Regions from separate parts of the Homo sapiens genome. Here region 1 is linked to region 2. The links are chromatin loops, found by intact Hi-C in ENCODE. Cell type or tissue: Calu3. All regions are shown on one strand. Links, peaks and the distances in the headings refer to the core of each region. The heading gives the core; the rest is flanking DNA.

What was found. Hi-C counts contacts between places; a loop is a spot of excess contacts. Peaks named below come from ENCODE experiments on the same cell type or tissue, not always from the same donor. Only the 100,000 strongest peaks of a DNase experiment are listed, where the experiment ranks them.
Region 1: it touches region 2 in a loop (6-fold over the local background); 4 of 110 quality-filtered maps call a loop at or near these places.

What each region holds. Positions count from the first base shown.
Region 1 is chr14:57,479,379-57,495,930 of GRCh38, forward strand. It overlaps CCDC198 (coiled-coil domain containing 198), which reads right to left and starts at 14,479. Exons shown (of 6, transcript NM_018168.4): 1 at 14,115-14,479; 2 at 11,611-11,693; 3 at 3,687-3,773; 4 at 2,181-2,282; 5 at 1,217-1,376. The coding sequence starts at 14,337. LOC105370519 (a long non-coding RNA gene) reads left to right here and starts at 11,657. Exons shown (of 5, transcript XR_007064194.1): 1 at 11,657-12,661. In Calu3, for the core only: a CTCF peak has its summit at 7,608 (motif pointing right); no DNase peak of the experiment used is centred there.
Region 2 is chr14:57,563,397-57,579,948 of GRCh38, forward strand. SLC35F4 (solute carrier family 35 member F4) reads right to left here. Exons shown (of 8, transcript NM_001306087.2): 5 at 8,498-8,623; 6 at 6,392-6,584; 7 at 3,079-3,168; 8 at 524-980. The coding sequence ends at 739. It overlaps SLC35F4-AS1 (SLC35F4 antisense RNA 1), which reads left to right and starts at 14,937. Exons shown (of 2, transcript XR_007064193.1): 1 at 14,937-15,609. LOC105370519 (a long non-coding RNA gene) reads left to right here. Exons shown (of 5, transcript XR_007064194.1): 3 at 847-2,599; 4 at 6,418-11,850; 5 at 12,902-14,884. In Calu3, for the core only: no CTCF peak of the experiment used is centred there; a DNase peak (open chromatin) is centred at 11,715.

The DNA.
Region 1 (16,552 bases), core at 2,743-10,742, 89 kb before region 2:
ACACTTAGCTCCATGTTAAGGAGTTTAGATGTTGTTTTTAAGCTGACAAGAATCCTGCTTGTTTTTCTAAGCAGGAGAGTGACATGGTCAGATTTGCATTTTATGAGATTACTCTGATGTTAGTGCAGTGCTTCTAGAACTTCAGTGTGCATGAGAATCATCTGGCAATCTTGATAAAATGCAGGTTCTCATTCAGTAGGTCTGGGGTATGACCTCCATTTTTGCCTTTTGTAATAAACTCCCAGGTGATACTGATGATGCTTGTATGTGGTAATACTTTAATTACCGAGTAGAGTTAAGAATCACTTAAAGTTAAGTGTTTCTTAAACTTTAAGGGAATCACAATAACCTGGAGGGGTGGTTAAACCCAGAGTACTGGGCATAACCCCTGCAGTTTTTGATTCAGTTACTCTGGCTGGGGCCCTAACAGGTTCCCAGGTGATGCTGATGCTGGTGGTCTGGTGACCACATGGAGAACCACTGAAGTGAATCATTGATGGATGGACAGTAAGACCTAATGGGAGGGGCCAAGTCAGGAGGCTGTAGCTGGAGCCCTGGTGTAACAGGACCAGGGCTATACCTAAGGCAATACTACTGGGAATGGAAGAGAAAGGGCAGATTTTACTGCTAGGTGATATCAGCAGGGCTTGGTGACCGACCAGCTGTAGGGAGATAGGGAAGAGTGACATTGGAGGCCTGGTTCACTGAGCCAGTAGATCAGCAGGAACAGCAAGCTTAGGTTGGGCAGTGATTCATTCTAGAAATTCTGAATGTGCCAAAGAGAGTTGACCTCCACAGAAAAGGGTGCAGTCAGGAAGATAAGTGTCTGCATATGGTACCAACTCTGCTGAAGCAAATTTGCCATGTGACTGCCGGCAATATATCTTCATATGCTTCATTCTCTCTAACCACAAGATGAGGCTATTTTGCCTTTTCTGCTTCTAGGGATGAGGCAAGACTTGCAATGAAGCATGCAAAGCATATTAAACCCATACAAAGAAAGAGACATTTAATTACCAAGCTTAAGCTTCTGTCTTTTCCTCCCAGCCATCCAAAATTACATGACAACATGCCCACTATATTCTGGGAAGTAAAAATCTCAGCAAGAGCTCAAAGCTGTTTGCTGTCTTCTCATCATGTCCCTCCCTTGGTAGTTTATTTGATGAAGTTTTAAAAACACTTGAAATGTTTTACTAAAAAATTGTACATGACTCACCGGGACCTCTGTTCAAGATTTCATCAGGCAACATGGTTAGAAGGTCATGGTCATCATTCCTTGGGGTGCTTTGAAGGGTTTTCTTGGCTTTATGGTCCCTTGGACTTTGCTTATTAATTCTTGCCTCTCCATGAAGACTTTTCTTTAACTCCATTTGGGCCTGAAAATCATCAACTATAAATGATCAATGTTCTTCCCAAGCTACTTTCACCAGACTAGATCAACAGATCAGCCACTTTGCAAGTTGTGTGCTTATCTGTAGACATCTGCAGTCCTCTAACCAGAACATGGTTTTCTTTTTCCTATTAGAAGGTATGGGAACTTTATTTATTGACAGGCTTGTTAAGAGAAAGGTGAGTGCACCCAGTCTCAAAAAGGTATGGCTCAATTAAGATGAGGACCTTTACAAAAGTGTGTTTCTGTCAGCTAGCTGATATGATTGGAGTTCCAGAGAGCAGTAACTAAAGGCTCATTTCCTAGAGGGAGGAATTTGGAACATGACAGTTACAGGCATTACTGGTAAAGGGTTTTTTTGTTTGTTTGGTTGGTTGGTTGTTTTTTTTACAAGAGGTCTTTCTTGTTAGATAATTCTATGGCAAGAATTATAGAGAGAGGCCTAGGTATCAGAATAAAGAACAACTCACCCCCTCCTCCTTTCACTAAACCAAGAAAAATGATCTAGCCCCATTTTCCTATGTCCAGAATGTCATAGGAGCAAACTGTTTTTAAAAATGGAGACTTGCGACACAGATACACAGATACAAACTTAGAAAAGACTCAACAAGGTTATCAGCAGAAGGAATCTTCCTGATTCTTCTCAGCTTTAGTAGTTGAACCTTCAACCTCAATGACGAAATTTAAAATGCTAAGTAAAGACTGGCTATCTATGCTTGATATATTCATGTGGCAGGGCAGTGATTATGTGATGAAAATTTGGTAAATATGACACTCTTCTCGTATTTACCTCTTGTCTTTTACGGATCATTTCCAGCACTTGCATCTTATGCAAATATTGTCTGTTCTCAGAAGTATACATTGGAGTTTGCATTTTCTTTTCTAGTACCTGCTATGAAAGACAACACACTTGTTAGTATGGGGTAATTTGTTACTGACTCTGCAATTCACAAGTTTAGATCCTTTTTGAAACAGAGTCAGATCTTAATCAGTCATAACCTGTAGAGATATCTTGTGATGACAAAAGTGGACTATCGTGTGTCCCTGACAAGTCCTTTGTGTCACTATCAATGAATGAAGTGGCTCTTTGATGTGTATATATGTAGTTTTTTAGGTTGCTATAGAGTTTTGTAAACCTTAAATGGGAATATCTTTCCACATCTCATTTTTGGCAAGATATCACTTCCTTTGTAAACAGATGCTTATTACCACCTCTCCAGAATTGTGTTCTGGTTTGAGGAAACCTTTCTTTTTCTCCCTGCCTCTTTTACCATTGAGTAATTGGCTGGCTATGAAATGAGAGGGAAGCTGCTGAATGGTGAAATGGAACCTATTTCTATAGAGTGCATTTCCATATGCCAGCATAAGCCTTGGAGAATATTGCAGTTTAGGGAGGATTTGAAGTTGATTATTTGTGACTCTGAACATCTCCCCGCCAGTGCATCATAAACTCCAGTGGGACAGTGCAGACGGTTATTGAGGGCAGCCAGAGGTCAATATACCTTCATTTGTCATTTGCTGTTGCCAGGAAAGATGATGTGTTTGACAATACCTTTTGTGTTGCTGTGTGGATAGTGACTGTCAGCTGATGTGAACCTCAGGGAGGGGCCATCTCCACAGATGCTGTCAGCACCACAAACGTGGGCTTGAGGATGTGACAGCACCTGGACATCTTTGTCAAGTCAGCCAGCCACACAGCAGCACCTAGCAAGCTCCAAAACAAATTAGGAGTGGAAAGTGTTGAAAATCTGCTTCTACCTCTAAGCTTTCATTTCTATGTGAGGGGAGTTCTAGTCAACAGAACATTATAAGTGCATAGCAGGGAAAAGATACACAGAAGACATTTCCCAGGATTAATTTTTGGTGAGGTTGTGTCAAATAAGTCAGGAATAACTTGTAGATAAGATTTCTCCTGCAAACTGAGAATAAAAAGTTTTAAACTGAGGGGAGGAATGAAAGGGAGGACTTATGCTGAATTTTTCACAGATTTGAAAACTTCAGAATCACCAATTTCTAAGTAAAAGTCTTTTCTCATCTACATTGCCCTGGTTTTCAACACAAAGCAGAAAAGGGTGCAGAGCTCATGCAAGAGGTAATAGCCACTGCCAGTTGGAGGCATGCACAGAAGAGAATAAATAGCTTTGAAAAGTTCTCACTCTGAATGACTTAACAGTTTGATTTGTCTTTGAACTCCTCCATGCAGAGAGTGCATGAAAGGACCAGTGTGCTCCAGTGCCCCAATCCTGTGTCGCCCACCCCCAGTTCACCTCCCTGTCAGGTTACTGCTGCAGCTCACCTTTGCTTTGTGCATTGTCCTGGCTTCTCGCTGGCTCAGGAGTCTTCCTGAAGTAATTACTCGTGGCAAGTCAATGGGTTCAAGCTTCTAGAAGTTCAACGTTTAGAGCAGTCAGCATTCCTCATGCCATGAGATGATGAAACAGAAAAGCCAGACATTAAATTATCTTAACACTTTGCAAAAGCGGCACTTATTTCTGAGAGCATACAGGAAAGGTGATTCTAACAGCATTACAGTTATATTGGTACAAAGGGCTTTTCAACCTATCTGGGTTCTTTATTATTCTAGTGCACTGTCGACAGTGCCTTATTGATCTAAGTGTTGGTCAGAGAGTTAGGAGACTAAGATACTCTTCTGTCTGCATTAAGGGACCATGTCCAAAGTTATCAAACCACCAGGATCTTAGAATATTAGAGATAAAAGAGGCGCTAGGAATTTATTTTATTTCACACATCCCTTAGGTACCCAGCTGAACTATTCCAGCCCTTAGGGAAGCAATCTGTTTTTAAGATCTCTAGAGAAGCTCCTTAGTAGTAATCACTGGTGATTATGAGACACATTTAAAATGAAACTGCAGTGTGCTAACACATTTTAGAGATGTCCTTTTCTAGCAGGGGCTTGGCTTGATAGGGGAGATCATGTTGGCATTTCAGGGGGTCACTAAGACTGGGCAGCAATTCATGTCAACCGGTCTGCCTCCAGCCGGATCTTGATCACTGAGAAGTGATCAAGCAGGTTTGGGAGACAAAGTCTGGTCTCTTGACATTGACATGCAATGGGGAACGTGGAGGGCCACAGAGTTTATGTGTTCCTTCAGTGACTACTTAATGACTGCTACATGCCAGACATGGGGATGCAACGGTCACCAAAAGTGGATGTGGCCCCTCATGGAGCTTACAATCTATGCATAATAGATGTACATTTGCTTGTGTGATTATTCAAGTGATAATTACACTGCAGGGCAGAAAAAACCTGCAGGGCAGAAAAAATCTGCAGGGCAGAACTATGACACTACATAACTGAAGGACTCCACCTGAAAAACAGGGTGTGTTAGGGGTTGAATTGTGCCTCCCCACAAAATTCATATGTTGAAGCCCTAGCCCTCCATACCTCAGAATCGGAACTTATTTGGAAATAGGGTCATTGCAGATATAATTAGTTAAGATGAAGTCATGCTGGAGTAGGGCAAGCCCCTAATTCAATATGATAACGTCCTCATTAAAAAGGGGAAATCTGGACACAGACACACACACAGGCAGGACACGATGTGAAGATGAAGAGAGAGGTTGGGGCGATGGTTCTTCAAGCCAATGAACAGCACCCAAGAGTGCCAGAAAACTACCTAAAGCTAGGAGAGAGTCGTGGAACAGATCTTCCTCACAGGCCTCACAGGGAACCAACCCTATGGACACCTTGATCTCAGTCTTCTAGCAAACTAAGGCAGGAGGGAAAGGGCTAGGGAGGCAGTTCAAGAAAGTGCCTTAAGGTAGTACCTTTTTAGTAGAAATTGGAAGATTGGGAGTTTTTAAGGGACTAAGTTGTGCCATAGCCCTGAGGTGGGGAGTGATCATGATCTCTTGAAGGAATGGAAAGAAATTGGTTGGCTGCAGTTTACAGTAAGTGAAACAGCAGCTTGGAATGAGCTGAGAGGTGAGGCAGGGGCCAGGTCATGCAGGGCCTGACAGGCCATTAAGATAGTGGTCCCTTAAGAGCAATGAGAAGACACTGACATGCGTTAAGCAAAGGAGTGACACGAGTACATTTGCTTTTTAAAAAGGGTCATGCTGGCTGCAGTGTGGAAACTAGGAAGGAATAATTATGGATGTGGAGAGATCAGCTAAGAGGACAAAGATGATGGGCTGGGGTTGAGAGAGGGAAATTGATGAGCTCTACAAATGTTTAAAGCTGACCAAACAAGATTCATTATGGTTAGTAAAGGGGAGTAGAGTCCACAGTACAATGAATGGAGGGTGTTATCATACCCTGTGATGGGCAATCCAGAGGAAGACCTAGTTTGGGTAGGATGTAGAAGGAAAATACAAATTTGGTGTGCAATAGATTGAGTTTGAGACACCTTTAAGACAGGCCAGTGTAGATGTTGAGTTATACAGGGAGCTTGGGAGGAGAGGTCTGTGCTGGAGATTTTGGGGAATAATCCCAGAGTAGAGCATGAGTGAAGCCCAGGTCATGGGCAAGGTCAGGAGTGAGAAGAGAAGAGCCAACAACTGCAGACTCCAGGAGTTCCAGTGGTGAGGCTGGTGCCCAGGAATAAGCTGGCCAAGGAGACTGGGAAGTGATGGCTCAAGAAGTAGGAGGAAAACCATGAGGACATCATGCTGCTGCAAAGAGTGTGAGCCCTACTCCCACCTTAGTCCAACGCTGAAGGCACATGCTAATTTACTTTAAAATGGTTTAGTTTTAGTGTGATTTGTTGCATTATTAAGGGGGTAGATTTGGAAGTTAACTTGGCTTTCAAGGTGACCAGAATAAAAAGAGAGAGTGGAACCACGGAAGATAGATACTGGATATTCAGCACTTGTAATGGGGAGCATGACCTGGGTTCCCCACTACTTCCCTGTACAACCACTTCTAGGTCCCTGGTCCTGGACTGGAGAGCACCCAGCAGTCCTTTCTGCTGGAGCAGCCCAAAGTAGACCTGGTAAGGAAGAGAAGAAGGGCAAAGGATGTGGAGACAAAGAAGAGACAACAAGGGGGAAGAGCTCATCTTTGTGTTAGATATATACCAGATAGTAATTTGCATTTGTGGTGGGAAGTGGTTCTCTGTTCCATTCTCACCTCAGAGGAGGAAGTGGGTCTTTTAACATAACTTAGCAAAGATGTAATGAGAGGAGATCAATCCTAGTAAGAGGAGTTTGTCTGTTCCCTGAGTCTTAACTCTGCAGGACATGAAGATGCAAAGCAAATGGGACCTGCTGGCACAAGAGGCAGCTTCTGATCAAGTCAGAACCCTGCAAGAAAAGGGGAAGGAGAAGAAGGGGAGGGGAGGCCAAGGGAGAGGAGCCCCTCAAGGCACCTATGGGAGGAAGAATCAGGAATGACTGAAGGGGGATTTCTGGAAGCTGGGGAGAACAAATATTTGTGCCATCCTCTGGACATGGAGAGTGTTCAGGATTTGGTTCTTTCTCATTAGGCCTATATGCCTTCGCAGCCATTACTGCACGCCATGCCCAGGGTTATAAATATGTAATCTCATTCAATCTTCATGTGAACTCCGTGGATAATTACGAAGATTCCCCATTTCAGACAGGTTGCTGACTTGTCCAAGGTTGAACAGCTAGAAAGTGGCATCTCCAGGATTTAAGCGCAAGTGTGTCCAGCTCCAAATCTAAAGCTCTTTTCTGCACTATATGTTATCCAAAATGGCTTATCATCAGACTTTTCCGGGATTAAAAAAAAAAAAAGAAATTCTTGGCCCCTTCACTAGAGATTGAGATTCAACAGGTCTGGGGTATGTCCTGGAAATAAATATTTTCAAAACTCTCCCAGGGATTCTGATGATTTCTTTCTAGGTTGGGGGCCATTGACTTCCACATTGCCTTAAGTGAATAAAGGAACGACATCATAATAGACTACGGAGGATTTTTTTATGTGGAATATTTTTGAAAAATTGAGTCTGAAGAAGCCAAGAATTTTTAGTTTTATTAAACTAATCTATCCATAAATTCATGGACCAAGTTTTTGCTTTGATAGTATAAATATGTAGTTTCACAGATCTCTTTCTTCCATTTTCAGCCTTTCTATTTAAACACACAATTCTAATAAGGGTTCAGTGGTAGATATCTTCAAGAACTCTCTCCAGGTTGAGTTTCTCCCTGGCGTTTGAAAAGAGCCCAAGGAATCACACTATTCCTTCACAAAAGCCACTAGATGGCAGCAACTAACATTGCACCTGGGATCTCTTCATTAAATCCTTTGCCACTTGATTTGAGAAGCACTGCAGAAAATTGTTGGTGAAATTGGCTTCTGCTAAATTAACCAGTCAGATGAAATTGCCTCAGAATTCTGGGTTTGTGTGCATGTTCCTTTTCCCTGCCCAGGAAGTGAGATGCCTCACTTCATCATCTTCAAAGAGAACACAATGGAAGGAACTACCAGAGAATCGGTTAGAATGACACCTTATTTTCACTTTATAATGTAAGTATCATTTGTCTAAAGACTTCTGGATTATTTGACTTCTCAAACAAAACAAATGATCAGCATAATCAGTTGAAGCGTCTGCTAGGAGATTTGGGAATCTGGTGAAGGGCCAGGGGACTCAAGAGTGCTGATATGGGGGTTGCAATGTCAATTGATTGGTCAGGGTGGGTCTTATAGGGACAGTGAGATTTGAACAAATATTTGAAGATGAGGGAGTTATCCAAGGAGATCATCTGAGGACACACTATATGTGTGGGGGAAACACCTCCAATTTAAGCTAGACCTGAAATGGTTGGATAAGAAGGTGATCAGGCCAGAGGGGACAGTGCTAATCAACTCCTCAATAAAAAGGCCCATTTGATTCGGAGTTCCCTGGCAGAGGCTCTCAAAGCCTCTCAGCTCCAGGCTGGATAACGCTAGTTCATGACTTGCTCTTTATTTGAGGAGTAGATGTTTAGGAAGTAGAAGGTGCCAAAAATATATCTCAAATAATTTAGCATACAATTAGATTTGGTTTAATAATTTAAAATAATTTTAGAATTTTCTTTGGCAGAAATTAGGCTATTAATTAGCATGTCATGAGGACCCAGCATGTATTATTCTCTCAAAAACTCATTTGTGCTGGAAAATGTGCTGAGCTTCATTTGTGAAGATAATTATAGCTGATCTCTTTGGGAGTGTCTGCCAAGTTTCTAGTGATTTCCCTCCTCTCTGGGAGCTGACTTCAGAGTCTACAGGGGAGATGACTCTGCCCACATATCTACTGCATGAGCATATCCTCTGGCCATAGCTCATTGGACCAGAGCTGAAATCATGAGCAAAGCTGAGCCGATATCCTTTCTCCTAGGAATCTGGAATTGGAGTCAAAAAGGCCAATCTGTCCATTTGACTGGAACTGTAAGATACAAGCTCAGGGTGGCCATATTTCATTGTGTACCTGAAGAACAGAAAAAACTGATCTTTGGGGAGAAAGAGTATAGCAAATGCACAGAGAAGAACTTAGGGATTGAGAGAGCTCTGCATTTCAGGTTGCAAGGTATAATTCTTCCCTGAAGCTTAGGTGTCTCCCAGATCTTTGGTTCAATAAAACATTCCTATATCCTTTGATTAATCATGTTAGTTATTTTTGCTAGTCAATGAGACTTCTAATACAGTCATGTTACAGTGATGGTACAGACTTCTAATACAGTGATTACAGGTCTGCAGTAGCAGGGAGTGCACTTTGAGTGCTTTATCCCCCCTCCAGCAGGGATGATGGGTCTCACTGTCATTCATTTACTCATTCATTTTACTCACAAACCTTTGTGGATCTCATATTAAGTATTAATGGCTGAAGACATAAGATTGAATAAGACATAGTCTTTGCAACCTACAGAATGGGAGAAAATTTTTGCAGTCTATCCATCTGACAAAGGTTTAATATCCAGAGTCTGCAAGGAACTTAAACAAATTTACAAGGAAAAAACAAACAACCCCATTAAAAAGTGGGCAAAGGACATGAACAGACACTTCTCAAAAGAAGACATGCATACAGTCAACAAACATGAAAAAAGCTCAACATCACTGATCATTAGAGAAATGCAAATCAAAACCACAATGAGATACCACCTCACACCAATCAGAATGGCTATATTAAAAAGCCAAAAAACAACAGATGCTGGAGAGGTTGCGGAGAAAAAGGAATGCTTTTACACTGTTAGTGGGAGTGTAAATTAGTTCAACCATTGTGGAAGACAGTGTGGTGATTCCTCAAAGACCTAGAGGCAGAAATACCATTTGACCCAGCAATCCCGTTACTGGGTATATACCCAAAGGAATATAAATCATTCTATTATAAAGATACATCGATGCATATGTTAATTGCAGCACTGTTCACAATAGCAAAGACATGGAATCAACCTACATGCCCACCAGTGATAAACTGGATAAAGAAAATGTAGTACATATACACCATGGAATACTATGCAGCCACAAAAAGGAACGAGATCATGTTCTTTGCAGGGACATGGATGGAGTTAGAAGCCATTATCCTCAGCAAAACTAACTCAGGAACAGAAAACCAAACACTACATGTTCTCACTTATAAGTGGGAGCTGAACAATGAGAACATATGGACACAGGGAGGGGAACAACACACACTGGGGCCTGTCAGGGTTGGTGGAGAGGGAGAGCATCAGGAAGAACAGCTAATGAATACTGAGCTTAATAGCTAGGTGATGGGATGATCTGTGCAGCAAATCACCGTGGCACTTATTTACTTTTATAACAAACCTACACATCCTGCACCTGTACCCCTGAACTTAAAAGTTGAAGAAAAAAAAGGCACAGTCTTTGCACTGAAATAATTCATTTGTCTTGATTCTTTGTTTTTAAGATGGTTGGTTAGGGTGTGTGTGTATGGGGGTGGTGGTGCAGTGTTTGACTCTGAAATACCAATGTTCTCTTTTTGACCTTGTTTGACTATTGAGAAAATCAAAACCTAACCTCCTTTGTTTAGGACTGATAGATATAAAAAGTACTTGTGAGCTATAAAGTACTAGACAAATATTTTTTACTAGAGTAATATCTTCTATTTGAACTAATCAGCTTAGAGGCTTCACAGAAACATGTATTAAACTCATCCTTTGAAAGGAAGTATTTGATTTAGGAATAAAACACATTTTAAACTGCCCTGTTTACCTAGAGGATTTGTAAAAACTTGTAAATTAGATATTAATTTGTTATATTTCATTTTATTTTTCTTTATCTAAATAATGATTTTATAGTTTCTAATATTTTGGGAAAAGATACTCTTTTGAGACAAAATGATACAATCACTTCAAATAATGGCTGTGAGCTTCTGCAGAAGACAGGTAAATAAAAACCAACTGAAACAGAAATAATCCCCAACAAATGAGCTCCAGTACCCCTGGGATTGGTCCAGGCATCTGGGTGAATTGTGTAGCAGGTGGGATTTGGCTTCAAATGTCAGTGATAGATCCTGCTCACAAGAGAGCCCCAAACCCTCCTTCCAATGATGCTCATTTTCAAGGACCACTCCAATCTACCCATTCCCTTTCTAGGTTGAGAGTTCTTAAAATGTATAGCTAGCTGCAGAGAACCCATTAAATATTTATTGGGGTGAATGCGTTTAAAGCTCTTGCTTTGCTTCCTTGGAATCCAGTGTCCCGAATTTAAACAACCAGTTAACATCTAGAACAATAAAAGGTTAAAGATAGAAGGACTATAGAAATTACTTATGCTGACAGTTAAGAGTACAGACTTTGGAGACCTGGTTGATATCTGGCCTCTGTGAGTCTTTGGGGGTAGTTACTGAACTCTCTGACTAGCATGTATAAAACAAAGATAATTCTTCCTTTTTCATAGGTGGCTAAGAAGATTAAATGAATGACATAGATTGAATTGCCTAGTATAGTATCTGACTTGTAGTAGGGTGTAATTAAATAGTAGTAGCTGTTATTATTTATTACAAGTTGTTTTCCCATAGTCACCCAACTAATCAGTGCTAGATTCAAGCCTCTTGAATTCCATGGTATCTATGTCCTTGCTACTAGCTTCTTTCGGTGGCTGGTCTTAAAAGCGAAATCATTGCTAAAGGAAATCTTAAAGTAATAGAGTATTTGCGATTGATGACATTTTTCTTTAAGAACATTCTCATTAATAGCTTGGTCCTTATCAATATCCCTCTTTGATGATTATAGTTTAAAAAGGGATGTTACCATTTTATCCAAGAAATTCCTTATGAAGCCTTTTAAATTCATCTTACTTGAAGTCTTTGGGGTGGATGCCTTTTAATAATACTTGTTTCTCTGTGTTCCAGTGGGATGTCAAAATACATGTCTCTGGATGCTTGAAGGATTGGGGAAGAAACAGGAATAAAACATTAAATATAATTTACTATTAAATCAGGCAATCATTAGTTACTAGACTTTGTCAACACAATTTTGTACCTTTTCAGTTATATATGTCTAACCTGTGGGTTGAATGTGGAGATGAAACACAGAAAGCAGGGAACCTACATTAGTGCACATGACACTATTTTAGTCTGGACCCAGGATTTAATATCTGCTCTCCTAACTTCCTACTCAGGTTCATACTTAGGGGGAGAGTTACAAAATTACCAATATGTTGACTGCAAATATTTTTCAAACAGAATTTGGCCTGGAAAATAGAAATTTATTGACTTATTTTAATTCCATAAAATCTCCTCCCTGAAATATAAGACATCAGAAAAATATATAACTTTAAAAAATGAAAACAATCTTCTTAGATGAAATAGATGATAGATAGATAGGTGATTATACAGAGATGAGAAAGAAATGGAGTACGTGTGAACACAATTCAATAGCCCCTTTAGTGAAAAAAATTTCCACAGGTTGCCACTGTAATACAGCATATCAATATTCTTTCCTGATGAAACAAGCTGGGGATACAGAGTTAAGCCTCTATTAGGAAACAGAGAGGCTCAACAGATCCATTATGGATTTTATTTTCCAGCTTGATTATCCTGAGCTCTTGGGAGTGCTACCATGACCAGCGCTGCATGAATGAAGTTCTTGTCCTTCCCTTTTAACAATCTGGACACATTCTGACTTCTAGATTGTTTCATAGACTATTTTACAGTCCCACTTTGCATTTTAAATGGAAAAATCCCTGGGTAATTATGCATCTCTCTCCTTAAGACATGTGAATAACCACTTCAAGGACTTTGTTCTCTCTAACTTTTAGTGGGATGGAAACTATGTCCTTATTTTCTTTTGAAAAGATGCCAGCATATTGAGCAGGATGGAAACAACAAACATACTGGATTTAACAATGTAAGTATTTTCAGCTATTTTTTCAGAAGGCTTACTAATCCTTATTTTTTTTATTTTAGTGACATTACTCCATTATTTAATTAGATTTTCCTCAACTGGCATAGGCTGTGTCAGGCATTTATTTTTACCCCTGATTACAAGTGAAAAAAATTGATGAAGTAACTTGCCCAAGGTCATTCGATTTGGTATTTGATGGAGCTGGGGTGAGAATATGGGAGATCATGAGGATTCTCATGATCTTGTTATTTATTTTTAAATGTGATTTTGTCACTTCAGACATAAGCTCACCATTTATTCAGTTACCTAAATCTTTTTTTTCTTTTAATTGAGACAGAGTCTCTCTCTGTCACCAAAATCTTAAAACTCTCAATGGGGGTTTGGATAAAAAGGGAATTCCTCAATAGGAGCATTGCATACTCTTAGTACACATTCACGCTCCATTTTTTAAATCATGTCTATCACCTATCCCTCTATCTATCATAAAAAAATTCCTAAGGGGAAAATTCCCATCCATGTGCTTAAGAACTTGAAGAACATAAAGAACATAAAAACAGGCCATATAGAAACAACCAAACGTTATCAATTCTGCAGACAATAGCCATGAAAAATCATTCCAGGCAAGATTTGCTAGGTACCAAAAGAGAATGTGAGGCTTTCTGAACAAGGCATCCAATAAGGGAAACTTATTTGTGTTATTGATCCAGAAGGTGAAGAAAAGGGAAAACAATATACATATATATATGTATATAATAAACATATATTTTTCTAAGTGAGAATGTCTGTTTAATTATCATTGTGGTCATCATAAAACATTTTACATGGCTTATAAAATATCCCAGGATTTATGGCCACTTCAGGCTCAGAGCTTCCAATCATAATGGGAAAGAATTCTGTTAGTTCTGCAGATGACCATGAAGAATGTGGGGTTGGGAAAAGGGTGACTCATCCACTCCTCTGTACTGCAATAAATCAATACTGTTTAGGGTGGTTTCAAAATTCATGTTAGAATTAACTCACTCTTAAAGTGTTGCTTTCAAAACCACAAAGTCTGGTGCATTAAACTATACTGGAGAGAATGATTTAAATTTAGAATCTAACTGAAACGCGATTGCTATCATTTATCACTAGTATCTATATAATTTTAATGGTCTGGCAAAACTAGGTATAAACATTGAAAGCATTACAAACTGAGCTGAAACAAAATGATTTATCCTTCTCATATGGAATAGTGAAAAGTCCTTTGTACAGTTTATACTCCCATTCTAATGAACCCAGAATACTTTCAACTGATGTTCAATCCTCATTGAAAGATTTGAGTTTTCAAAGATAGCCTAAATTCCTTTACATTTCAGGAATTTAGAAACTTTCTGAGATCATGGAGACAGTCAGATAAACCTATTAATAATGCTCCTTGGTCCAGATACACACATCTCATGCTGGGTTTTATGTTTACCTGTAGAATATCTTCCATACCAGTTTTCTTGTAAAGGTGGCAGCTGCCCTTCCAAGGCTTTATTCTGGTCCTGCAGTCTTGCCAGTGAATATGAAGTCTTTTCTTCCAAATTCTGATTGAATGCAAAGTCCACACGGCCAGCCGAGGGAGTCTCTACCTCTTTGTTTTGCAAAGGTGCTACTTTGATCACCCTAAGGTGAGTCTTAGAGTGACTCAGGCCCATTTCATGTGAAAGACATTCAGAGGAAAGCTGCGAGGGAAGTGGTTTTGGGGTCTTTAATATAGCTTATTTTAATCAAAGCATTTCAGAAGTTTACCCTCGCTTTACAAAGCAGTCATTTCCTTCATGGCATCCTTCTAGCTCTGTTTCACTGCACACTAACCCTTTTGGCCACTTCCTGGGAGGCTGGTTTCCATGGAGACTTCCCTTCAACTTTGCCGTTTCAGACCCAAAGAATCCAGTTAAACATTGACTTGGTTATGCTACTTTCTGAAATACTCAGTGATAGGAATAGAAGCCACTGTTGATCATTAAACAAATATCGAACACCAGGAAGGTTATTAACAGAGAGAGATGTAGAGCAGAGGTTTAGAGAAGTCTTAAACTTGACCCTTTCATTGCAAGTACCTTTGTAAAAAAACTAACTGCTGAGAATAGCTAAGCCATCTTTGCAATTAAGAGGATGCATGCTGATTGCCAAGGCTTTGTTAATCTTTAATTTAATTAAAGAATTTATCCCCCAAATAGGAAAGAAAGCAGCGGAGCGGCTAAAGCGTCATTTGATTTTTCTGTCGATGACTTGAGTTGCCTTTGAAGGGGGTGAATACATTGCAGGACAGGAGGATAATAGAAATTTTTTTCCTGGGGATAAGGGGAAAAAATTCTTGAATAAATGGTCTAAGTAAACCTTGAGTTTTTGAAGATAACCTATTTACTATGTTTTTAAACTAAATTAAATTAATTTATTTATTTTTGAGACAGAGTCTCACTCTGTCACCCAAGCTGGAGTCACCCAAGCCCAGCGATCTTGGCTCACCACAACCTCCGCCTCACCAGTTCAAGTGATTCTCCTGAGTCAGCCACCCAAGTAGCTGGGATTACAGGCACCTACTACCACCACACCTGTCTAATTTTTGTATTTTTTAGTACAGAAGGGGTTTCACCATGTTGGCCAGGCTGGTCTCGAACTCCTGACCTCAAGAGATCCACCTGTCTTGGCCTCCCAAAGGGCTGGGATTACACGCATGAGCCACAGTGCCTGGTCTATTATGATTTTTAAAGTAGAAAAAAAGACTGGAAGGAAATGTGCCGAAATATTGAGTAGTGATTTTTGAATGGTGGGATTATGGGTGATTTTTATTTTATTCTTTATACTTAGAAGTGGGACTAACTTTCAAGCTCTAATTGTTCATGAGCACAGATTACTTGTGTTTTCATCACATCTCCATAAAGAAATTAAAAGAAAATTTATTTTTCATCTTTGCAGAATCCATTTCCTAAGGGACTAAGGTGATGTTTGGAAAGTCTTGGTAGACAATCACGTTTATCTAAAAAGATGCCTGAATTTAGTTTTTTCCTTACTCTCTTTGCATTTTCCACATCATTTTCTCTGCAGCAGAGAGGTTTATAAGTAAAGACTAATATATTAACAGTATCTGCAAACACAACAGCCTCTGGTAAACAGACTAGCTTAATTACAAGGATAATAATACTTGAGTAAGGTCTAGTAAGATTTATTTTTTAGTACAATCAGTTTAAGTATTTCTAAGGGCAGGGGAATGTATTGCGAACTAACAAATGAACTAGACATTGTACTGAAAACTGTGGACTTCATGGATCTGGACCAGTAAGAGGGATTCAGCTCTTATGTTTTGTTTTATTATTATTTAATTTTCAGACAATATTTGTGGAGAACATGAGCCTTTGTTGAGGAAATTGGTTAGTTGTTGAAGGAATAATTAAAGAAATAAAGATGCATTTCTGTGCTTCTTTCTCTTTTCATTACTAGTGACTATCAAGCTTTGTGACTTTCCTGATCTGTGAAATGGGGTTAATAACAATACTTTGTGGGAAATGAACCTGATTCCATTTATAGCTCTTAGACTAATACCTGGCATGTAGTAAGCTCACAGTAATCATTAGCCAGTATCCTCCTCCTCTGAGGAAGTATTGCTACATATCTACATGTACATAGGATAGTCTTTATTGCCAGTTGGTCAGAAATTAAAATAGACATATTCCTGTCTAAAGGAGTTTGCCCCTAGGTATAGAAAAGACCAACGAGGGAAGCGTAAATTCATCTGGCCAATTTAACTGGGAAAACCACCATGTCTAAGGATTATCATTAGAAAATATTCATACACTGAAAGGATTTTATTAAAATTTGATAGTGAAACATTTTAATTTTATTAAAAGAGAAAAAGAGTTTAATTTCACT
Region 2 (16,552 bases), core at 7,835-15,834:
AAAGATATCAATATGATTTGCAAGAAAGAGGTTGATCACTGGGGAAAGCACTTCCAGAGAATTGATGAGGGCAGAAGGTGCGTTGCAGTGGGTTGAAGAGTGAATGGGAGTTGAAGTGACGGCAAATATAAACAACTCTTTCAGGATAGCTCATTCCTGTCCATGTCCACTGTGCCGTTTTCAAATGTCTACCTCATAGTAAAGATATTTGTGAACTGTCTTATCCTCCAAACGACTCTAAGCTCATTAAAAGTACAGATGGGGATTCTGTATTTTTACTCCTCATTGTTTCTAGTGTGGGTTTTACATATAGAAAATGCTCTGTTTAAATGTTTAATACATTTCCAGCTTTCAAGTGTGTATTATTTTCACGTGTTATTCTCTTCGACAGCTTTTTTTGATTGAGTAGGAAGAACTCAGTTTCAGTTGAGAAAAAGATAAGTCCATAATTTAATCGACTCTTACAGTTTCCGGAAATTTTGTGAGTTGGGGGAGGGGGAATTTAAAAAAATCAGAAAACAGAACAAGGACAAATGTGTTTTAATAAAAAAATCCATTATGATTATTTACACCAATTCCTTGATAAGCATATAAATGTAAACTTTTATTGTTGGCATTATTTCACATATGATTTATCCAAATTCAGAGTTAATACTGTCGTTTGAGTGTACAGGTAGTGAGAAAATTTTGTTATATTCACAGAATATACATACACGTGCATTCAAAATATGTCCCTCTCTAAGCCAGTGGTATAGACACTGTCCCATTGGCTCTGCCTCTGCCCCGCAGGTGTATGCTGGGATCAGTCACATCATCCACATGCTCCTCACTCTTCTTTTCCTTCAGGCTGTTGATGAACCTCAGGGTGATTTCATCCCATTCCTCAGGCAACAGCATCAGCAGAAACCCAATGCAGATGATGATGGTAGCAGCCAGGCGGACAACATTGAATATCACCTCCTGCTTTAGGAGATCCACAGCTAGGAAAGAAAAATCAAGTCAGTCATTTCCTATGCCTGTTTCTAAGCTTTGAAAACAAGTCACCAAAGTCCATGTTACTTCTAGAGATTTCCAAGAGTCTTCTTTATTCTTCCAAGTTAGTGTTTCCTTTTTCCACATTGCTAGGTTTGCTTTCCACTGCCTGTCTCTAAGTCATGCTTATCCTTCAAGGCTTAGCTTAAATTCCATGTAATCTGACTTAGTTATCTCCCCAGTTTTCTCTCAGTACTTTTCCTCTTTACCCCTTTAACCTTCTCCAGTTTCATTGGACCATTGGAGATTTTTCAAATGAGCCAAACATGTTAGTGTCTAACACTTGTGCAGGCTGTTCTTTTTAAAAATTTAATTGAGGTGAAATTCATGTAATATAAAATTAACCATTTTAAAGTGGACTTAGTGGCACTTAGTATATTCACAATATTATGCAGCCACCACCTCTCTCTGGTCCCCAGATATCTCCATCACTTCAAAATAAAAGCCCATACCCATTAACTCCTCAGCTTCTTATCCCAAATCCCCAGCCCTTAGCAACCACCAATCTGCTTTTTTCCCCCTATAGATTTGCCTATTCTAGTTATTTTATATAAATGGAGTCACATTCTCTGTGTTCTTTCGTGACTGGCTTCTTAGCAAAATATTTTTGAGGTCCATCCATGTTGTAGCACGTGTCAGCACCTCATTCCTTCTTATGGCTGAATAATATTTCACTGCATCATAATTTGGTTATTCATTCAACTCCTGATTCACATTTAGGCTTCTCTACCTTTTTGCTATTGTGAATAGGGCTACTATAAACATTTGCGTATGAGGATATTTTTAATCTCTGTTTTCACTTTTTTGGGGTATACACTCAGGAGTGGAGTTGTTGGTCACACATGTACTGTTCTTTTTAGCATGAGCTACCCTTCACTCCTCATATCTCACTTCATCCAGCTAAACCTCTCCTTAGATCTCTCCCCTTAGGCTTCTTGCAGGAAGCCTTTTGGATGCTCCTCCTATGCGCCCTCGCAGCATTCAGCACATACCTCTATTAAAGCAATTCTATGTTGTAATTACTCAATTTTTTTTCCTTTTGTCTCCCTCTCAATGCTACATGGTCCTGAGGGCAGGGACTGTGCCTTATTCAGGACCTGTCACTAGTGTTAGGACAGTTCCTGGTGTACACTAATTGCTCAGAAATTCTTTGTTGGATGAATGAACGAAACTCCTTGACAACTCCACTCTGATATTTCTTTTCTCTGAATATCTTACAGCCACTGGAGTCTGTCTCACACAATTTGGCATTTAATATTAAATTATTCTGTAGAGTTCCAAGTTGTTTCATGTAGGTTGGCCTTCTTTTACAAATTCAGCCATAAGCATTTTAAGAGAATAATAATGTATTTTTTTCTTTTTTGCTGCCCTGATCACATGATAAATATTCAATAAACATTTGCTGATTGTCGTGGAGGACAGAAAAGTGGCTACTCAAGACTTGAAATTATAAAATTTTAAAGTTAAAAGGACTGTACAATCATCCAGATAATCCATTTGCATTACTTGTTTCACTGGCAGGTTTCTCTAGAAATATCCTGGAAAAATAGCTTCTCTTGTCCCTGAGGTGAGTAAAATTGCTTTTTCCTTATATCTATTCCAGAGGGCCATCTGCTCTGCCCCAGGAGAGCTTTCCGTGGCTCCCCATGGATTGTCTGAGGAGAAGCCAACCTCATGTACATCCTCTGCACTTTCATTAGTGACGGTTACTTGAAAGTCCTATGCTGGGATGCCTTTTGTTTCCATAGGACTTCCTCTAAAAATACCACAAAATTAGGTTGTCAGGGAGATTATATGAAACCCAAATGATACATTTGGTATTTAATTCTAAAAGCACAACCAAGTAAAAACAGTGTTTTTAGCTGCAGATTTTAAATCTGCTGCATAGTTACTCTGTTGTCTGCCACCTTCATGATATTTAAAAACATCTTCCCAGGCAAGGAACATAATTCACAATTTCTAGAAGGAACAACTCAGGACACAGAACAAACACAAGCAAGAGACTTGTAGTGGCCAGGATCTGCACATGTCACATGGTGCCTGTACCTGCATTTCCAGGAACGCTGAGCACTGTCCCAATGGAGATTAGGATTGGGTATGTCAGCACCACCCCAACATTCACCAGGATGTTGAAGGCTGTAAAATAGAGGAGGAAATGCAAGATGAAAGAGAAATAATACGCTGGACTTTTTTCTCCTTATAGTAAATGAATCAATGTCTTTGCTACATGTGCCTTTTAAACTGTCTATACCTTTGATCCTCTAATTTTGGAGATGGATGCATGTGTATTCTACCTGAATTAGTCATTTTCTTCTTTCCTCGTCTGCCACTCTCTTTACCTGAATCTTGCCAATAGACTGGCAAAAGGTATATGGACAAATACAAAGAGGTAAAATAATTGATTCACAGGACTGTTTATTAGCACTATAAAGGTAGATTGGGGCCAGCCAGAGGTTAAAAGCAGGTGATTGATTGAAGATGGTGCCTCATCTCTTTATTGCTGTGCTATTTTGTGCCACATTCATAGACATTAAATGGCTCTAGTGTTACTGCCTAAAGGAAGGTCTATCCAATGATAGCCTATGCTGTTTTATTCCCTCTCTCTGGAGGTCAGCATCATGTGGGCAAACAAGGGTGGGTTTAATGTAATTCACTGAATTCCAGAGACTGTCTCCACATTCTGATTTGTGTACAGATAATCAGAGGGCAGATCCACAGAACCAGCTGAAGGTGTAGCTCCATGCTCTTCAATGAATACCTTTTGGACCTCTTTGGTTAAATATAAAATTAGTTAAAATAATCATTTATCCACTTTAAAACTTATCAAAAACACATTTTCAAAAAGAAAAAAGAATTATAAATTACAAAGCATTATTCTCATAGAGTCTACTCAAATGTTTGTTTCAGGGGATAGAGAGATGAGTGTTAACAATTGTAAAATGTCCTCAATTCAGAGATCTCCATGACAATGAGGCAAGCATGTTGTGTATATCTCTGCAGAACCAAAAAAAGTTCTAGAAGCATTCGAATAAGGATGATGTATGTTCTTCTATTGTCATCTGTAATTCCCGCTTTAAGCCCACTGGGTCACTTTGTGCTTGGTAGTTAGAAACAGTGAGTTTGACTTTTACAAGACTTGGGCTCCTTTATATTGTTCATACAATAGTGGCAAGCAAGGCAGAGGGTCTTCCTAAACTAATAACTGCTCCTCATTCCTGACAAAGCTGCAACATAAATGAATATTCCAGCACTTTGACACTCCCCTCAGACTCAGGGAGTCCAACATCGCAAATTCTGACCAATCAGGAATTTATTAAATACAGCACAGGCTCTGCTGAGCTCCATAGTATGGGGCCTAGCCTGAGTTTAAGTGCAATTCAGACATGCTAGGTGAATGGATGAGGCTGACTTGCATTTGGGCTAACACATTTCCTGAAAGATAGGTCAACCTGAGAGGAGTGAGGCAAAGTAAACATAAGCAAACAAGAAACCATAGCTACAGGAGATGTGGGGTAGTTCAGGGTGCAGATTGATGTGTATCTCTCAGACCTGTGTCTCAGCCAGATCACATCTGATTTCTATGGAGAAGAGAGGGACGGCAATAAACACTTAGGAATAGGAGCACTGAAGACTGTAAGATCCTGGGGTGTGTAACAGGCTGGAGGGAGGCTATCTCCTCGATTGCCACAGCACAACTTTGGCACAGTGAGCTCTCTGCAGTGCACTGGGGTGGGCCTGGTAGAGCAGCTGCAGTGCTGCTTGGCACTGTACCCAGTGGAGTGTGGAGCTCATACTGCTTGGTGGCGAATGCCAGTGTTCAGCTAGCACAGGTGGCGTCCAGCCTCTGCAGGCTTGCTTAGGAGCGCGTATTGGATATGCCAAGGAGTATATGTTGGTGGAGGGCTACTTTGCAGCAGCAAGGTGGAAATCACATGTGCAATGAGGAGGCTAAAGGCCATTGAAATTTTACTTAGGATTGTTCCCATTTATGTTGTTTTTGGCCAGAAAATAATCTAGGTGCTTTTAATGAGGATGTTTTGGTCTTACAGAAATATCACTATTGATTTCTACTCAGCTTAGCAGAGGTTATGAGAGGTGCTAACCATATAATTTTGGCTTTGAAAAGTAGAACTCAAGGGACCAACAATTAATGTTTGATCCTTCTCTTGAGTGTTTTCTGTCGAAGACCTCCCTGAGTCTGAGGGGCTGAGCCAGCATAGAAAAAGATGACCCAATCAATACTCTTGCAGGGATGAAAATAAGAACATTTAGCTCCCAGGAATTGCAGTGCTGCTACTATTTCAAATTATATCACCTCAGTAAAGAAGGTCAGTTGAGGGTTGATGGATGTTCTGCAGGTCGAGCATTGTGGGAAAATGTGGAGTGGGCAGAGGGAGTTGACCTCTGAGTAGCACGTGGAAATAGAAGCGGCATGAAAAGGATTTCTATGGAGAAGAGAGGGATGAGGGATGAGCAACAACATTGGGTTGTTGCTGTTTTTTAACTGCTTGGTGAGAGAAGAGCAGCCTTATTATTTTTCAGGCTCCTCTCACATCAAGTGACAGCAGCACAGCTTAAAAGTCAGATCCTGGAGCTCAGGTGAAGCAGCCAGCCTCAGAGTTATAGGAAGCTGGCAATGAAGACATTACAAGGACTCGAGGTGACTTTTTCTTGGCCATTAACTAGGTACTGTCTACTCAGCCAGGATCACCAAGCCTAGTGCATGCTGCTGTCTCTATATACTGGCAATGTCTTCCTATCACAAATCCATTCTCCATTCTCAGCCAGAGTGAGCTGTTTCATATGCAGATATGAGCCTATCACCAAACTGCTTAAAAATTACTAAGTGGACTTTAAATCCAAACACCTCAAAATGGCTTTCCAGGCTCTTCCCAATCTGCTTCCCTCTTAAATAGCATCTCCCTCCCTCCCTTCCTTCCTTTCTTCCAAACTCAGTGCTCCCACCAGTTTGAACCACTCTGAGTTCTTTGAATGCACCGTCTACTCCCTAACCTCTGCCCAACACAGCATGGCACACATGGAACATTATAACATGATACAGTGTATTAGAAAGAATGAATGAGGCTGAAGAAGAATGGATTGAAGGCCAGTGGTATACAGAGAGGCCTGGGCCTCCAGTGCACACCTTAACTCATGGGAGGCATACTAGTTGGATAGCTTGAACCTAATCAACCAGTAGCTTGCAAAGAACCTTCTAAACATGACCAACGACATTGAACAACATAAGTTTGGGAACTAGAGCACAGAGTTACCCAAGGAAATAATCCTATGATGATAATCTAACTAGCCAAAGAAAGATTGATATAGGGAATGGAAGGCAAAACCCGAGGCCACTTACCCAGCCACAGCCCTGCCATCCCACAGAGACAGCCCCATGGCAGAGCAGCAAAAGAGGACCAGTGCTCCACCTTGGTGAAATACAAGATGACTGGGGTGAAGGAGATGAAGATCAAATTGAAGAAACCCAAGGTGGAGACAAAGTGTGCAGCTTCCCCAAAGTTGGCACTTCCAAGAAACATTTTAAACAAGACCTGGAATGAGAAAGAAACTCTACAGCCACACAGAAACTTAGCCAGAGCAGAAACGTAAGTCTTACTGTTCCATACTGTGAGCTAACTGGCCCAGAGTTTATTCTCCATTTCTTCTTGCCCTGACATCTTCACAGCACTAGATGGGCTGTTGAGATAAGGAATTAAAATACTCCATAGCCTTCATATGAAATAGCAAATGTCATAAAATGAATTTCTTATGGTGCTGAAAACTGCTGGGTAGTGTACATTGTGTTTAGTGCCACCATCAGTGATGGGTATTGGGTGAATGATAAATAAGAGTCCAGACAAGCCCAGAAAAATCTTCTAGGATTGACTGGCCATTAATCCTTAACTTAAAGCATGGGATTTGTTTTATCCTTATTTTGATAGATACTGAAAACTAAATTGGACAGAGAGACCCTGTCATTATGTTGTTGAGAGAAATAGTATTTTTGCCTTGGATTTATAAGCAGTTTTCTTTGTGAGCTCAAAATGACTTCACAAATATGGTGCTTGTTCCCCAGATTAAAAAGCAGTTTTTATATATTATAAACCTGTGTGCAGAGGAAGATGGCAAGGAGAAGCAAATGGCTAACATAAAATCACACAACAGATTACAGAGAAAGCCAGGGGTATAGTCCATATTTCTTAGCTTCTTAAGCCCACCACTCCCTATACTAATCCTGTAACAACACAGAGTGAAGCAGATCTCTTCTGCCTGGAATTATATTATGCTGCAGATATGATTTGGTGCATGTCAGAATGAATACATTCTGTAACCTGGTCAGGGGAAATCCCTCTGTAAGAGTGCCATTCTGGTCATATAGCAATCCCAGGTACTGCTTCTAATTTCAACTGAACTAATTTTTTTTTTCTGTTGAAAGACTTAATCAAAAGAATTTGAGCACGTGGTAGTCTTTGGTCACATCAGACATCTTGGTGGATCTCAGTTGGGGAGCAAGTTAGACAGTAATGGCCATTGAGTGAACATTTGTCAAGCTTGTCACACAGAATCAATGGGCCAAGAAATGTCAATATGGAAATAGACTTCATGCCCTCTGAGACACAGTGTTGGTTAATAATCAGAACAGGCTTCCAGGAGGGACGAAAAGGGTATTTTCGGCCTTTCAGAGTGTGTTTTCTCATTGAAACACCAAGAGAGGTGAAATTGGAACAGTTCTTTAATACATCCAGAAAGTTGACTTTAAAAGTAGAGCTTTGGGGAATAACTTTTTAGATCTGCTCTCTTAGTGCTCACTTCTGAAGTCAGGTGCAATGACTCCGAATAGAATTTTCTTTGATGACAGGGAACTCCAGTGGAGAAAAAAATGGTGGGTACCTACAGCAGACGTAGAGCATCCATCAGAGAGAAAAAGAGCTTCTTCATTTTGCTAGTAACACGAGCTCCTGTGGCATGGGGTTAATATGTGCCAAACAGCTCTCTAGTGACAGCTTATTTCTAACACCTCTTTTGAGTTAAAATAATGACCATAGATAATTAAATTAAAAAACACAGGGAGAGAAGATGCCTTTCTAATGTTCCTGCTATAACTGCCTGATAAATGAGGGATTAGGGCATAGCACATGGGCTTAGAAGTTGGCTAGTCCAGAGTTTAAGTCTTGGCTCTATCACTATTTGGCTCTATGATTTGGGGCAAGTTATGTAATCTTTCAAAGCCTCAGTTTCCTCATCTGGAAAGTGGAAATAAGTATTTATGCCTCATAAGGTTGTATTAACACAGGCAAAAATTTTCAGGCAGGTACCCATCACATAACAAGTAGTTAATTTACTTACTATTATTTCAACACATCTATTTTCTTTCTAATCAATGATTACATCGTACTTTCTTACTTTAGTACTCAAGTCTAAGTTATGAGTGACAGTTGCTTACAAAAGAAAGTGCACAACATACCTTATATAATGCAGATGTAGAGGCTGAGCCCACCGCAAATGCCACTCCTATGATGGAATCAGCGTGGAAATTATCTGCATATGCCATCATGACAATGCCGGTAATTGCCATTATTGCAGCAACTATCTGTCAAATAGGATGCAAAGAAACAGAAAAGCAATGATCCCTCTGTATCCTAGAGCAGGCAATTCAAGACTTCCTGAAAGCTGCTAAGTACTTCCTTAAACCTAATTACCTTTTGTACATCACTTTAAATGTAGGAAGGCTCAGTATTAGAAATAAATCAATATGTTCATGAGATATCCAGGCACAGAATATAAAAGCTGTTCACATTCTAATTAAAGACTAGTAATTTTATTATTTTTAATATATTTTTACTTTTTTAGGCCTAATAATTTTAATTTTTTAGCTCAAGCTTTCTAGGGACTAACATTTGTACTGGTGAAATAAATTTAATAGGAAGTCACTTCTAAGCGTTTTCATCTCTTCTGTATTTCATCTATTCTTTTTCCTCCAATTCAGCATACATTTTAATCAGCTCCTTGGCTCAAGGTATGTTTCTGAAGATCTCCATCTAATCAGGACCTGATTAGAGAAGCATGATATTGATACAGCTAAGAGGCAAACTTCAGGCCAATGGGAAAAAAGAAAGAAAATAAATTCTCATAGAGATGTATAAAGGAGCAAGCTGAGTCTGCACTGTCACTTGGAATGTCAAATGGAAGCCAGTACTTCCTTTTGTTCACATGAAAATTAATTCAGTTTTTCAGAAAAACCACTGAAAGATAATTTCATTTAATTACTCTAGAGCATTAACTGCATAAAGTGAAATATTCATAATTCAACTGAAGTCATCATTGTTCACTGTAAATTGATGATTCTAGCTATATTCAAAACAGGAGTCTACTCCCTTAGTGAATTGCTGCTTTGTGTCATCTCTTTATCTTGAACTAGTTCTACTGGAAAGCAGTTCAGAGCTATAGCAAACAGTAAAATGATGCTGGAACAGGTGACAATATGTCATTTCCTTGTGAAATGGTTTCACTGACTTTAAAATCCAGATGAAAATTGGTGAGAAATTTAAACCTACATGGTGATTAATTTTGTTAAGCTTCAGTTCTGAGTATTCCCAAGTAAAGAAATTCTTCAGTTCTGAGTATTCCCAGTAAAGAAATTCCCAAGTAAAGATAGCTTTTTAACATATGTGATTTTCGGGGGCCCTTTTGAACACTATTAGTGAATTGTTTTTTATAACGTAGATTTTTAACATGTAATTACTGACTCGCTTGAGGCCACTGCAAAGTATGTTCCCAATTACATAGAATTCAGACGCTGCTAAAGCATGTCTTTTGTTAGTGGCCACCAAAAGCAAGGGCCCACTTGGTTTCAGAGTAGCTCCATATTAAAGTGTCCTTAATGAAAAACAGCAGGAGTACTTGAGAATAGACATAGACATGTCAGCAGTGAAAAACCATCTTCATTAAACATTATCCAGGAGGCTGCTTGATGGGAGGTGGTTTTCTTGCTGAGTGAATATCATATTCTCTGAAGCTGCCGGGTGTGTGTTCTGGTTAGACTTGGCCTTAAACTATAAGGAATAGAATTTAAGAATTTAGGTGTCAAGGAGATTTCTAAATAATAAGTAATAGACTCATCAATAAACACAGTGAGGGGGTTATCTAGACCTGGATAAAGGTCTAGACTCATCAATACACACAGTGAGGGGGTTATCTAGACCTGGAAATTCTATGAGGGTTATCATTTTCCTTGATTTGGGGATTTGCAACAGTTCTTTGGGGGATCTGATTTCAGGGAAATAAAAAAGGCACATTAGATATTGGCATATCCTGATTTGGTTTTGTGTTTAAATGATGTTCACTGGTTAGTGTTCATGTGCACAAATAGATTTCCTTCATAAGACTGAACTGACGGGATAATACATTTGAGTTAACGTTTGTTTTCTTTTAGCTAAGCATTGCATTTTCTAGGTCAAATAAACAAGCGGTTACTTGAAGCCAAGGCTAACAAAACTGTAAATCCTAACGAACTTTCACATGATGTGCTATTTTATATTTTAAATTATTAAAAGCATTCTATAATACATAATACATGGGTTTAGGCAATTACACACTGTAGTATGTAATTCTGGGTTTAGAAAATTGTGAAAACCAATTAAAAAACCCCAAAGCACAAAACAAAATCCTGTCTAGAAAAGGACAGGCAGTTGGTTTCATTATCCCCAAGATATGACCACAGGTAGGAACTCTTCCTTTTCTGAGTTAGCTACTAGTAAAAATAGATATGCATAAAGTTTCTATTATGTTTCCTCAAGATAGGAATTGAACATGGGTAAAGATTACATAACTCTGTAGCAATTCAAAATTATAACCATAGTGAGCCTCTTAAAGATCTTCATTACTCGTTATATTCAAGTGCTTGTGAAAATATTAGCCTGGACCACTTAAATTGACATGTCAATTACAGCAGTGTCTCTTTCAATTGCCTTCACAGAGAGAAGCATTTTTCACTTTAGGGGGTCAGACAATGCTGTTAAGTTCTGAAAGAATGAAAATCTGAATATTTGAAATGTTAGAAAAATTCTCCATGACATGAGCAGTAATTCATAAGTTATATAGTATGTTCCTGGGGCAGGGTGCGGGTGGAGGGTATAGTGGGAATAGATAAATTATTTGCCACATTTTAGTTTAAATTTCAAAAATATCTGATAGGTCAAATTCTCTATGGCTATATTTTAAGAAATTTTAAATATATTTCTTATCTATACTGTTGTAAGTGAAGGAAGAGATCTCAACTAATCTTGAAAATGAGGAAAAATTGTGGAGTGGTTGTTTGGGTGATCTCAGAATGGCTCTGCTTGGCACCACTGGTTTAACTTTAGAGAGTAAATACTCTTTAGATGTCTGGAGAACAAATATCCTAAGCACGTATCAGTCACACACATTTTCAGAATCAATCAGTCATCAAAGAGGGATTAATACTCTGTTCTTCTCAACAGAAAAACACAAAACGACTCTTCTTGGCCTCAGCTTTCTGGAAATGTGTCTGCAGGAAGCCAGTGCCTAAAATATTGTGTCAAAAATGCTCATATGTGTTCATTCACATGAAGACAACCACTAAAGTGCTCCTGGGACACATTAACATCCATGAGAGGAATTCTTCTGCTGAAAATACACCATCTAGTGGTGCCACCTGCTCGGCTTCTGAAAAATCTGTCTCTTGACAATCTATTCCAGTTCCAGCCTCTTAACCAACCAGAAGTGTCTAAATAAGATGGAAAACTAGGCCAGGCACAGTGGCTCACGCCTGTAATTCCAGCACTTTGGGAGGCCCAGGTGGGTGGATCACTTGAGGTCAGGAGTTCGAGACCAGCCTGGCCAACCATGGCGAGACCCCCATCTCTACTAAAAATATAAAAAGTAGCCGTGCTTTGGTGGCACATGCCTGTAATACCGGCTACTCGGGAGGTTGAGGCAGGAGAATCTCTTGAATCTGGGAGGTGAAGGTTGCAGTGAGCTGAGATCACATCACTGCACTCCAGCCTGGGCAACAGAATTAGACCCTGTCTCAAAAACAAACAAAAAAGATGGGGAAAAAAAAAACTCACCATTACCATTATCTGAACCTGGCTTAGGTGAGAATGTTAGTAACCATAGTGACCATAAAACTGCCAATGCCTCCATTTAAAATGTTTAAACCTCTCTGCCCTCACACATTGTGGTGTGCCCACCTGGGGTGAGTCATTGAAGGAAGAGGATTTATTTAGCCCATTATCTCAGCATGCCAGTTGAGTGGCATGGCCTCGTGAGCCAGCTATCTTCCTCTGCAGGCTGGGGCCCTCAGACAGCTCTCTGCACTAATTTTCAGAGCCAATCAGAAGGGATCCGTGTGGCCATTTGAGCCTGTTCCTAAAGCCCAAAGAGGGCTTTACCAGTGGACATTTGGTGATCTCACTGTACTAAATGCTACCTGTGACCCTGCATGGAGGGTGTTTCTTTTATCTTTCAAATAATTAGTTTGTACAGATAAAGCCTAAAGAAATATCTGGCTTTTGGCCGTTTTTGTTTTCTTGTATCTTTTTTTTTTCTTTTTTCTTTTTCTCTTTTGGCTCGGGCCATCAAAAGCCCACAAAGGTTTGGTCCTTCTGTGCATCTCCATGAGGGTTTATCAACCTGATCCCATTCACTATGGTTCCCACTCACAGATGGTTTTCACAATTCTTATTTGCATAACAGTACCAGCTCTTTTAGGGTCCAAGGCATTGGATGAACCTTTAGTTGCTTCTCTTCCTACAGTGTTCCTTTAAGATTTTAAAGGTCAAGATGACTGATTATAATCCAAACATGTTTCCTTACTTTGCCTTGAGGCTAATTCTGTTTCTTGAAGCTAGGTGAGTATGAAGCAGCTGGTTCACAAATGAACCCTTGAATTCCAAAGCCTACAGCAGCCCCTAAAAATGCAGATCTCAGACCACACTGCTGGCAGCTGCTGTGCTCAAGTTGAAGACTAAAGGTCAGTAGTTGAGGTTGGGACACACATTAATAGTTTGACGAATGAGAAACATGCTAATGATTATCTCTCTGGGTAAATTTAGATACAGTTGATTTTCAAGGAACTATGGCTATACAGAATCCTTAAACTTCTGCATATGTTATATTTAAGGTTCTATGGAAAACTTTCTTTTTTACTCAGATTCAATTAAACTGAACAAGTGCTGAAATGTGAAAAATAAGAGGTGTGGCAATCTATAGCTGTCCAGATGCTGTGTGTGACAGGGGGAAGGGGGGTACCTTGGATAGCAGCAAACCCAAGGGATGCTGGGCCTCTGAACTCCCCCTCTCCCTACATGCATGGATTTTTATCTGAATAAAATCCATTTGAAAATGATCTCAGAGGGAGACCTGGATGTCAAAGTTGTAAAGAAATCCCACGAAGAAAGAGTGAAGGATATATGTGGAGGGTAGACACATTGACTGCACCATGTTGAAGGGGTTACAGATTCCTTGAGGGTGTAAAATCGGACAGCCAGCACAACCCAGCTGTCTCCTCTCTTGGCTATATTCATAAGTCATTGTCCTGCCAAGATAGGGGTAAGAGGGAGGATGACTCCCACTGTCCATCCTCCACTGCCTCTTCCAGGAAGCATGGAAGCTCTGGGCAGAGAATTCTGCATTGCACATGAATAAAGAGGAGCCAAAGGCAAGATGGAAACAAATTGTCAAGTTACGTGTCATCTTAATTCTTAATATTTAATATCAGCATAAATCAGTAGCAGCTCAGCTCCAATGTACTGTTTTAGCCTTCAGGGGCCCAATTTGAATTCAAAGAAGTATATGCTATACCATGAAAGATTCAGTTTAACTGATGTACTTCAGTCAGTTTTTGGTAGATCCTGGAAAGTCTTTGAAAACAGCTATAGTTTGGGAAGCTAACTAACTGCACAGGGACCCAAATATAGCTGGAAAATATGTGGCTCCCAAGCCAGAGGGACACTAATGCATTTCACAGTCTGCTAAGACAGTTGGGATCTGCTGAACCATCCACCAACCACCAACATTCTCCATATCTTCAAGGAAATTGGAAAATATAAGAAAAATTTGAATGAATAGTATAAAAAAATAAGAGAGGGACAAAATCTGAAAGAAAGTTTCTACCATTCTAGTCTGGCATCTACTTTTCATTGGTGTAAAACAGATACCAACAGCAGAGAAGAAAGCTCCCAGCCAGTGGCACATTCCCCTTGGGAAGAACCTTTTTTTAAAAAAAAAAAAATTAAGGTGGGTTCTCTGGTTCTTACGAATTTAAGAACTCTAGCTAAACATAATAAGGTCTGAGAGACAGGAGAACACCTATTTTCAAGGCTGCAAGAGCTGGATTATCACTTTCTAACATTTTTGCAATCAAAAAATTATCTTTTAAAGAAGTTTACTAATTTTCATGGGATGATCACAGATTAGCTGCAAGCAATTTGCTCATGAAAGGGCTTTTTATAACACATCATAGATTACCAATAAATGGGCTGAAATGACTTCATACTAAATGTAAAACAGATTACCTTTCCATCTGTAATTCAGTGTTCAAAAGAAACAAAATATTAGCAAGTTATTCATAATACATAATTCATTTTTATGTGAGCATTAGTAATTCTGGCCTACTTGTGGTCCGGATAAACCCATATTTATGATGTTGTAACTTAAAGTGTCTTTCACTCTGTTCATGGTGTTCTTTTTACATTAAAAAAAAAAATTAGAAGTAGGGAAGGCCATAGCTTCTCATTTTAAATGTGCTCATTCCTGGGGAGCTAAGCATATGAAAATTATAATCCAACAAACATCTGTTTCTAAACTACTGATGCTTTAGCATGAACTAGAAATATAAATTTTAATCTGATGACTGAAAGCATCCCTTTAACTGTTTTTTTTTTTTTTTTTTTTTTTTTTTTTTTTTTTTTTGAGTAGTCCAGTGGGATGACATCTGGAGGGGCTATGCTTTAGATTATTTATAGATGTGGGCAATAAGAGCTACATTTATGTTGTCAGTGCTGTTTGCCCTCGTTTAATTTCTCAAATGACCTAATTATATGTGTTCTCAATATGTCTTGGGAGGAAAATAATTGCTGATACTGTCAAAGGCAAAATGCTGAATATGTTTCAGTGCTTCTCACATTCCATGGCCTGATTATGGGCATCATTAAATTACACGTTACCATTCTTCCGGAACATCGCATTGAACATGTCCTAATGTTTCACAATGAGAAGTGAAGCACTTCCTCTTACTTAAAAAGAAAAATATTTGATTTTTACAGGATGCCTGACACTAATGCTTACTATTCTGCTATCTATGATGTCTTCACTTATGGATATATTTATTAACAAGTACTTATTAGCTATTTAACATTTCCTCTACTGAGTGTTATTAATTACAGATGCTGTATTAGTTTCCTAAGGCTGCTGTAACAAATTACCACAAACGTGGTGACTTAAAACAACAGAAATTTATTCTCTCACGGTTCTGGAGGCCAGAAGTTCAAAATACAGCTGGGACCAAAGGCATCTCTAAGGAAGGATACAGTCCTTGCCTCTTCCAGGGTTCTGGTGAGTGTCCCGGCATTCCTGGCTGGTGACCACATCACTCCAATCTCTGTGTCTGTGATCACATTGCCGCCACCTCCTCTTCTGTGTGTGTCTCTTTTGTGAGTCTTTCATAAGGACACTTGTTATTGGATTTAGGTCCCACTCAGATAATCCAATATGATGTCCCCTTTTCAAGATCCTTAAGTTAATAATATCTGCAAGGACCCTTTATCCAAATAAGGTCACAGTGACAGATTTGGGGGATTAAGATGTGGACAGATCTTTTTTGGAGTCACCACTCAACCCACTGCAGATGGCAAATTTTAAATGGCAATGGTTGGTAGCCTATAGGCAGATTTTTGATTTTTAAAATCTGCTATTTAAAGATAAGTTACACAGTTGTTTTCTTTTTCTCTAAAATACCTCAAATAAACACTGTACCTTTTTGGACGTAACCTCTTGCATCAGTGAGGTCCATGAGTTAAATGTGCTCATTTGCTTTAATACAACGGATTTTATTGCTGGTATATCTAATGGTGAAAATATGGATTTAATGTTGGTATTTGCACGCCACTAAAAGAACAAAAGAGCCTCCAAATCTCTCTTCTCCCCTCTTCTGACAAGGCTCTCCAGGTTCTTATGGGTGGTCCATGATAGTGAAAGACAGTGAAAAGAAAGATCTCAGAAGTATGAACTCATTTACTATATCCTCAAATATCAATCGAACCCCCACTTCGTGCCCTGTAATATTCTAGACATTGGAAGTAGAGACAGCTGACTTCCTAGGGGATGACTTATGTTGATATATAGGGCCTTGTGCTTGGAAGGTCCCCACCCTTGGCTCAGTGCTCTGTTGTTGTTATCTTAAAATTATTAATATTCATTTTGCACTGGGCCCCATGGATTATGTAGCAGATCTTGAAAAGAACAGTGGACAATATAGGAAAGCTTCCAGCTCTCAAGG